2 separate regions of the Homo sapiens genome follow, and region 2 is linked to region 1. The links are chromatin contacts, found by Hi-C or POLR2A ChIA-PET in ENCODE. All regions are on one chromosome and are shown on one strand. Each heading gives the region's core, a stretch centred on a gene start or an enhancer-like site at or near the end of the contact. The rest is flanking DNA. Distances are from core to core; before and after follow the strand shown.

Region 1 (4,722 bases), core at 1,658-4,157:
TGCTTTACCTTATGTAGACATTATCTTTAAGTCTCCAGTGAGTGATTTTGCCACAAATGTTACTTTCTTTAGGACAGATGTATAGAAAGTATTTATCTAGTAAATTGAAATTACTAAGAGACTTATTTCAGGTATCTAAATCTAGTTCAATATTCTAATGAACTTAAAATTTCAATTCAGAACATAATAATAAAATAAATACAGTTGGCCCTCCATATCTGTGGATTTGCATCTGTGTGTTTAACCAACTGTTTTTTATTTTCAGGGTAAAAAAATGGATGTTGTGTCTGTGCTGAACATGTACAGGCTTTTTTCCCATGTCATTATTCCCTAAGCAATACAGTATGACAACTATTTACATTGTAAATATTTACATTGTATTACGTATTACAAGTAATCTAGAGATGATTTAAACTATACTGGAGGATGTGCATAGGTTATATGCAAATTCTACATCATTTTATATCAGGGACTTCAGCCTTCATTAATTTTGGTATCCAAGGTGTGTCTTGGAACCAGTCCCCCATGGACCCATGGATACCGAGGGATGGCTGAATAATAAAGTAGCTAACACTTGCACACTTACTGTAAACATTTTATAACGTGCTGAGTTAGACATATTATCAACTCCAAATTATAGACGAGGAAACTGAGGTAACAGAATGGTGCCTAGGAAAACACAGCTAGTAAGAGGCAGGATTTGGTTTTATACAGGCAGTCTTCTTCCACATACTGCTTACAAGTTCTTTACTGACCTATACTAGGCTGTGCACACATTTGTCAAAGTGTCAGCAAAAACTGCTTCTGAAAATAATTGTGGCTAAGACTGGAATAAAAAAATACAGCATTTAAAAAACCAAACTTGGGCTACTTTTGTAGATTTGCTATTTATGGTCCACTTTATAGTATATATTAAAAAGGGAAATATTTTGGTGGAAAGGGTCTAATTTGGTTTATGGAAACCATATATTGGCTAGAGGGAAGGTTGATCAATAACTTCCTTTTTAAAATAGCTACTATTAGTAATTTCTGCATTGAGTCAGACAACAGGCTAAGCACATTTCACGCTTTATTTTACTGAATCCATAAACAGTACAGTGGCATTCGTATAATTTCTCCTTATTACTAATTAGGAAACTGATTAGGAAAGTAATTATTCAGGGACACATAGCTAGCTTAGTTCTGATAGGTGAATGTCTGCAAAGCCTTGTGCTCCTAAGCTTTGTATTATATTTGCTTCCCCTTTATAATGTCTTCCCTTCTCAGTCTTTAAGGAAAATTTGTGCTTCTAAACTCTGCTTTTCTTTTCTTTTTTTCTTTTTCTTTATTTTTTTGAGACAGAGTCTTTCTCTGTCGCCAGGCTGGAGTGCAGTGGCGAGATCTCGGCTCACTGCAACCTCTGACTCCCTGGTTCAAGCGATTCTCCTGCCTCAGCCTCCTGAGTAGCTGGGATTACAGGCATGCGCCACCATGCCCAGCTGATTTTTGTATTTTTAGTAGAGATGGGTTTCACTATGTTGGCCAGGATGGTCTTGATCTCCTGACCTTGTGATCCACCCGCCTCGGCCTTCCAAAGTGCAATGATTACAGGCGTGAGCCACTGCACCCGGCCTAAACCCTGCTTTTCATTTAAAATATTTTCTTTTCTTTCTTAGTCTTTAAGGTCAATATAGCATTATTTGAAGCTTACTTAATAATGCAGATGATGACGAAACAGATTTTTATATTTATTTTTGACCACGTGATTGGAGGTAGCTGGAAATTTGAATAATCTTAGTCATAGTTCTTTAGCTGAGAAAATGGTAACACTTTGAACATCCCCCAAAATATTCATTCATACAACAAATGTGTTTTTGTTACAATCAGTGTGTTAGGGAATGGAATAGTGTTAATGGGTTGTTTTTATTGGTGAAGGGATATCATAAAAGACTCCACGTTGTTACAGTGTGTGCTAACTCTTGGGTACATACTATTTTGCAGGATGAATATAGCCACCGTTTAAAATTATCTTCCACTGATGTTTTTAGTATCCTCAGGTACTTTGTATACAATAAGCATACAGAAATATTTGTTGAATGAATGAATAACTATATCTCTAAAAAGAGATTTTATGCATATGAGAAAAATACTTAATCTTTTTTGAAACAGAAGGCTAAATTGGAAATTTATTTTTGGTGTTCCTCAAAGGTCTAATTTTAATTAATGTGAAATTTATTTCTTCATGGGAAATTGTTCTCAAAAGCTTTATCCCTTATACCTAAGATTATTACAATTACAATACTTTAGATACATTCAAGTTTTTGAAAATGAAAAGATAACTTTTTGTTTCATCAGTGACACCGAAATTACTGACTTGTCAAATGTATACTTCCAATAATTAGTATCTTTTTTAGTTCCTTGTTAGGTGGTAGACATAATTTAAAAGGAGATGTAATTTCTGTTTACATGGCTTCCATTTAGGGTAAAAAACTATTTTTAAAATTCTTAGAAAACAGGAATGTAAAGAAGGTGTTAGAAAGAAAATACTTTCAATGTTAAGAGAGAAATTAATCAATACACATAACATCAAATTATAGGATTTTACAAAACCATGTTATGTATAACATTAAAAGTGGCTTTTTAAGATAAGAATTTTATGCAAACTTTTGAGAATGAAAAAGATAACAGTGAAAAATTAGCACAACAGCAGCAGATTTTGAATTTTAAATAGTACTAGGAGGTTTCTAAAACCTTTTTTGTTATATCTGCACTCATCCTGCATTTGATCCATCATGTTCTGAAGAGGTCTCACCTAGAAAAATGAAAACCATTTCATCAGTACAGTGGTGTTCAGTTGCTTACTGCTGTCTCATAGTCATCTAATTGAATTGGAATTTCCTTTCCCTCCATTCCCTTTCTAAGAGGTTTCAAAGAATATTTAGAAGACACAATAAATGAAAACTGGACATTTCCCTATTGGTTGAATAAGTTTAGTGGTTTTTTTTGGCTCAGGGTTGGGGAGATCCAAGGTTATGTCATGCAAAAAGATGAATATGACCTATCACACAGTTCGTGCTGCATTTAGTTTCATATTTTGTGACTCAGATCTGTGAAAGATACAGATAAGAGGTGTTTGTTTTATTTCTTTTTTCCTTAAAGTGTTTTACTTCTTTTCTAGATTGGCCAGGTGAAACAGGAGCTGTCCAGAAAGGACACAGAACTACTCGCCCTGCAGACAAAGCTAGAAACACTCACAAACCAGTTCTCAGATAGTAAACAGCACATTGAAGTGTTGAAGGAGTCCTTGACTGCTAAGGAGCAGAGGGCTGCCATCCTGCAGACTGAGGTAGAAACAATTCTGGGATTTGTGGGGAGTTGGTTTCTTGGCACCTTTTCATAAGCGTTACCTGTGCTGTTTTTGTTATGTTTAGAATTGGGAAATATGAGTAATGTTATGATTAATTCTTCAGCAGCGTGATCAGTCACTGTGCTAAAATGTAACCATCTTATTTCAGTTGTTCTTAGATCTAACAAGTTAAAACAGGTGCAGTTTATGTTTTTAATTCTTTAAACTTTTGCCAAGTCTGTACTTCAAAGTATACTCTGACAGTATTAAAAATAAAAGGATAATTGTAAAAGAGAAATCATTGATTTAGAAGCTTCAGTTCAACCCCTGGTGAATTTTCTAGTCATGAATGACAATGAGCTTGGTTACACTGTGTTTGGAGTACATTTAAGTGTCTTTAAGTTGTGATATTATGAATAACTGTATATAGGAAACTGGAATCTGTTAAAGTTCTAGATAGTCTAATTTTAAACCACAGATTATTAGACAATGTGTCTTCATATCCTGTTTGAAAATAAAGTTAGTGTTTTTAGAATTTTTTTTTTTTTTTTGAGATGGCCTCTCGCTCTGTTGCCCAGGCTGGAGTGCAGTGGTGTGATCTTGGCTTGGCGTGATCTTGGCTCACCACTACCTCCGCCTCCTGGATTCAGGTGATTCTCCTGCCTCAGCCTCCTGAGTAGCTGGGATTATAGGCGCATGCCACCAAGCCTGGCTAATTTTTGTATTTTTAGTGGAGATGGGGTTTCACCATATTGGCCAGGCTGGTCTCGAACTCCTGACCTCTTGATCCGCCCGCCTCTGCCTCCCAAAGTGCTGGGATTACAGGCATGAGCCACCATGCCCGGGCAGTGTTTTTCAAAATCTTGGAAGATGATCTAGACTATTGGCTATGACTTCAGTTAGGTATCCACCATCTTCAGATAGGTATATGACTTCAGATAGATATTTAGTGTATTTGCTAAATAATCCCAGATCGATTCTTATCTATCTTACTTTCAATGATCGAAGAGAAAGAGTTGATGATACCATGTGGATTTACTGTCTTAATATAAATATTTTTTAAAGGTTGCAGTGAAATAGATAATTTAAGAATAGATAAGTAGTTTTGCTTTATAGAAGAAACATAAAGCATATGATGTAGATTAGCTTTTTTTCTTTAAAGAAAAATAAGAACATAATTTGGTGGAAAAAAGGAATGAGGAGGAAAAGAAAGAATAAAAACCTCATAGTCTTAGAAGACAAGAATCTTCCAATAAGGAAGAATGAAGAAGGAACCTAAACTGTTTCATGTAATATTTTTATCTGTACAATTTGGGGCTTTGTTAAAAATGGGAGATTTTAGCTGACATGTTTGTCATTTTTCTTATAACTTACACTTTTTCTATTTTAGTTATGTT
Region 2 (4,722 bases), core at 939-3,438, 660 kb after region 1:
ATGTTAAATGGGAATGAGAATACTTACTTAATAAGGTGGTTGTTAGGATTAAGTTAGATGACCTATATATAAAGCCTTTTCCTCTGTGTTGGATATATTTAAAAAATTTATTAAATGTTTTTCTCCCCTTTCTTTCTCTGCCACTAGAGTACTTACCACATTGTGTATCACAGTTAGTTATTTTATGTGTCCCAGGTGCGAGTCTTGGAGGTTTTCCCCTTAGTAATTTCTCAACTTTATGTAATATTATTATGGGGTCTATGACATAATTTTTAAAAAACAAACCAGTAAAGCCAGGAATTTGCTACTGAAACAGAGATGCTGCTATAGTAGACAGTTAATTCATCTGTCAGAGAAGAATTGAGTACTAGTGTTCATTTTTAATACTAATAATTCTATAATAAACTGACTTACTATATTGTTGATTCTTGTCTAAGGCCTTGTTTTGACCTTAAGAATTTCATTATAATTCCACAAGGGAAATGTATTGATTGTGTCATTTGGCTCCCAGTCTCTGTCCTTGACTGTTTCTGTGATTGCCTTGCAGAGCTCTGAGGAACATGAATACAGTGATGAAGCTCCTCAGGAAGATGAGGGCTTTATGGGCATGTCCCCTCTCTTACAAGCCCATCATGCTATGGAAAAAATGGAAGAATTTGTTTGTAAGGTAAGAGTGCAGTTTCTTGTCATTGTCATGCTATATATTTAGCCCTTCCAAAACAGAAACCTTTAAAGAGAGTGGTAGTACTATAGCCTTTGGTTTGCTTTGGGGAAGATCTGTGGCAAGATGGGGACAGAAGTGGTCTTGGGACTCTAATCCTGTTGAAGACAGAATACATTTGTTGGCTTGTAGTAGCCATGATAAAGCTCTGATAAAACTAGGATATCCAGCTGGGAAACAAACATTTCCTAATGTAGGTTAACAGAGTAAATGTCTTATTGGTGGTTTAGACAAACAGAATGAAACATAGTCAGAAGTGGTTGACGCCTGGAGATATGAAAATGCCCTCCGCAGGTCCCTTAAATCTGTTCTGCTGAGTGACTGCAATGGCAAATGTACTGTTCTTTCTAGGGATTCTGTGAGTAATCAGGCTACTCTTGAGAGAGATTTTCCAGTTTCCATGTACATCTGGTATTTTCAGTTCAGCTGGTATACATTCTGTCTCTTAAGGTTTTTCTTCCAGTCCATTGTCTTGATTCCCTAGGACCTATTATGGGATTCTTTTTTTTTTTTTTTTTTTCTAAAATAGTAATTAGAATTGAGTTTGCCTGCTTAGAGAAAATAGACACACTGGTAAACTTGTAGGTACTTGATCAATCAGATCAATAAGGGCCCTGGCAGGTAGAATCTAATTAATGTAAGTCGATCAGTCTGTGTGTATACGTATGTGTATGTAAATTGATTTATTAAACATTTCTGGAGAACTCTTTATTATTTAGAGAGAAATTTTTGTGACACTTAGCTTTTCATGGCTTTTATGAAACCAAAACTTTTTATGTACATGGTCTTAGATCCAGGAGACTAAATATAGGTTTTCTTACATTCACAATAATGCTGGAAATAATTGGGATCAGTGGACTTAGAATGCTATTACTTTGGACCAGGGTATGAAAAGAGAACATTGTGATCTGAACATAGACATCCTTTCCAAGACTAAGGGTCCAGTGGGTTTTCAGGGGGAGTTTAAACATTTATGGGTCTGTAATAGAAAATTTTAGCCAGTTTGAAAATGAGTGAAGAAACAACTGAACAGAACAATAGATTCATTCTAGTGATCACTGTCTCAGGAGAATTAGCACAAAGGGATACAAAAGATTATTTTGTTTTTAAAATGCAAATTTGGTGTGAAGAAATCTCTCAAAGTTGGCAAATTTAGTATCTGGGCCATTAGGGGATTTTAATATTTAGAGATCAGCGGGGTACGGTAGCTGACTTAACTGCCTTTTTGTCCTCTCCCTTTCTGAACAGAGAACAAAGAATAAAACAAATAAAACTCTAAATTTAACAGCAAATCAGAGAATAAATAGGGCAGGACATTTGTTTGCTACAAACTATGATCTTCTGAAGGAAAAGGAGTGTTGTAAATATCCCTTAGCAGTTTGTTGATGACAGCAGAATGAAGAGGCATCCTGTTACACAGTGTTGTCTGGTGTGGCTCAACCCTGCCATGGCAGTGCAACTGACCACACTTGAAAACCAGCCGTGTCTAGTGGCACAGGGATTCTATTTCTTGGACTGGAAGCAAGTAAACAGAGACAGTTTAATATGAAATGTGCTGTGGATAATTTAGTCTTTAGAGTTTCCACGTTTGATCTTGGTCACTCTTTTTTCCCCTAGACTTCAGTGTTTGCTATTTACCAGCATAACCAGGTCCATGTGGGAATAGGATGTATGCTATGGGGAGTTTATTTGTTTTTGAAATTTATTTATTGTTGAGTCTCGCTCTGTCGCTAGGCTGGAGTGCAGTGGCACGATCTTGGCTCACTGCAACCTCCAACTCCCGGGTTCAAGTGATTCTCCTGCCTCAGCCTCCCAAGTAGCTGGGATTACAGGCATGTGCCACCATGCCCGGCTAATTTTTGTATTTTTAGTAGAGATGGGGTTTCACCATGTTGGCCAGGATGGTCTCCATCTCCTGACCTCGTGATCTGCCCGCCTCGGCCTCCCATAGTGCTGGGATTACAGGCATGTGCCACCATGCCCGGCTAATTTTTGTATTTTTAGTAGAGATGGGGTTTCACCATGTTGGCCAGGATGGTCTCCATCTCCTGACCTCGTGATCTGCCCGCCTCGGCCTCCCATAGTGCTGGGATTACAGGCGTGAGCCACTGCGTCCAGCTGTTTTTTTAAGAAATGTTTTTGTGCATTTTATGGTCTAATATATCCACATACCCAGTGGATTATTACTAAGATATTTGAAGGTAGGCAGTGTCTTTGTCAAGCTTATAAATAAATATGTCTTTGGCTAAGCCGTGATCTTATTTTTTTATTCTAGGGGGTAAAAGAGGATACCTATTTGTGTTGGAATTTGGCTGACTGTATATGACTCCAGGTTGAGAATGAGGGTGCAGTGTCTGTTGAATGTGTCACTAATTGCAGTGTAATTAAGAAAGTATAGCTCCTTGTCTCAGTATTTAGACCACTAGAACATTTGTTTAGAAATACCAGGGAAAATCACTCTGAAATTATATGCATATATAACCAATAAGAAACTCACATATTCTTTTTGAATGTAAAAAAGGAACATATGACTCTTTTGTCTGTGTGGGGTAGCAGAGTAGCAGTTTGGATACAGCAGAGCTGTGTGCACATTGTGAATTGCCTTGAAGATGTAAGGGTTGATTTCTGTCTTCCTCTCCCTCTCAGAAAATAAAATTCCCCCAAAGTAAGGTAATAGCAACATTCTGTAAGGTTAATCTCAACAATAGTGGTCTTTTCCCAAATTCAAATTTGATGCAAAAAATTCAGTATCTTGGTCTCTCTCTGACACTAAAAGAAGCAGACTGCAGAGGTTGACAGACTTCCAGCAGTTCCAACAGAAGGGATACTGGATCCCTGATCCCCTTTCTCTTTCTCTCCATAAAGTCCTGTGGAAGATCTCATACAGCTACTTTTGTAAGTGGTAGTACTATTAGCAGCAGATGTTAAAAATATAGATTAGTCTTTTGGCATTATTTTATTTTATTGTATGTTAGAAGCAAGCATAGAATGGCCACATTAGCACCAGTAACCACAGACCCCACGTTTTGAGTTGGAAAGTGAGGGAGGAGAGGTTTTGTATGGCTGGGGGCAGGAAGAGTAGGGAAGAGGCAGGGGGCTAGTTTGGTTAGAGTGTTAAGAGGGACACATCTGTTCTTAAATTGTTAGTCCTCACTTCCTTTGGATGTGGAGATGTTACACAGAGGATTAGTTCTTTTACAAATATCTGTAAGGAAGTAAGAGAGCAGAGAACAAGAAACAGGTTGTGGAGCAAAAGGAATGGGCACAGTAGCTGGTGAGTAAGTGGCAGTCTTTCCATAGAGTAGAGAGAGAGCCAAGTTTCCATGGCTTACCCATATTGTCACAAGACCCTGTAGTGGGTAGGGTGGAGGTCATTGTCTGAAGGTGAATCTTGCTGATTTGCAGCCTGGATTCTTGCTTTATAGGGTAATAGACTGGAAGAACTGCTGAGCCCACATTAGCTGGAAGATAAACCATGTGCCTGCCATTTTTCCTTACATCTTTCTGTCTAGCAGAAGCAAGTTAGTCAAGATTAAGTGATCCTTGTGGTGTGAGCTCTCGGGGCTATGAGACATTAAAAGAAGCAGAGTGCAGAGGTTGACAGACTTCCTACAGAGGGGATATCGGATTCCTGATCCCTTTTCCTCTAGAATCTGATGCGGGAGGGACCATGAGGAAACGGGAGGAAAGGGCTCTGAGGGACTGAAAGGGTGGTTAGGGCTGAGCTTCTTTACCATCTCTCTGCAGCATGAGAAGGAAGATGGATTAGTCACTAACTGTCTGACAGGAGATAGCCCCTGGGGATAGTCATGTACTGGCTTTGAGTAGATGCCAGGGATTACTAACTAATTCATGAAATGCTTTGTGTCATTTTGTTTGATCTTCATGATTTCCCTATGAAGTAACTGAAGCGCTATTTTACAAATGAAGGAGCTGCAGGTTGGAGGTTTTTTAATTAATTAAATCTCATATAGCTAGTTAATGCCAGGGGTCCACAATTT

The links. A loop is a pair of places that touch in the nucleus more often than their neighbours do. ChIA-PET counts read pairs that join two places held with the same protein, here RNA polymerase II (POLR2A). Pooled maps may share reads with other maps.
Region 2: a map with no recorded cell type shows a loop between it and region 1 (2.8-fold over the local background). The contact joins two enhancer-like sites. A Hi-C loop is called at or near these places in 2 of 37 single-sample maps with no recorded cell type and 1 of 50 pooled maps. POLR2A ChIA-PET finds 5 or more read pairs at or near these places in 1 of 52 experiments (activated T-cell).

What each region holds. Positions count from the first base shown.
Region 1 is chr12:1,112,709-1,117,430 of GRCh38, forward strand. It overlaps ERC1 (ELKS/RAB6-interacting/CAST family member 1), which reads left to right. Exons shown (of 19, transcript NM_178040.4): 7 at 3,158-3,325. LOC124902857 (a long non-coding RNA gene) reads right to left here. Exons shown (of 3, transcript XR_007063157.1): 3 at 2,706-2,791. Among named protein-coding and RNA genes, the nearest start is that of ERC1, 120 kb to the left of the region's middle. RefSeq lists an enhancer at 2,692-3,891. Within about 2 kb of position 2,908, at least 6 of the 41 ENCODE cell types and tissues checked have a DNase peak (open chromatin) inside an H3K27ac peak, as active enhancers do.
Region 2 is chr12:1,772,295-1,777,016 of GRCh38, forward strand. ADIPOR2 (adiponectin receptor 2) reads left to right here. Exons shown (of 8, transcript NM_024551.3): 3 at 548-667. Among named protein-coding and RNA genes, the nearest start is that of LRTM2, 46 kb to the right of the region's middle. RefSeq lists enhancers at 3,764-4,282, 4,283-4,722. Within about 2 kb of position 2,189, at least 4 of the 41 ENCODE cell types and tissues checked have a DNase peak (open chromatin) inside an H3K27ac peak, as active enhancers do.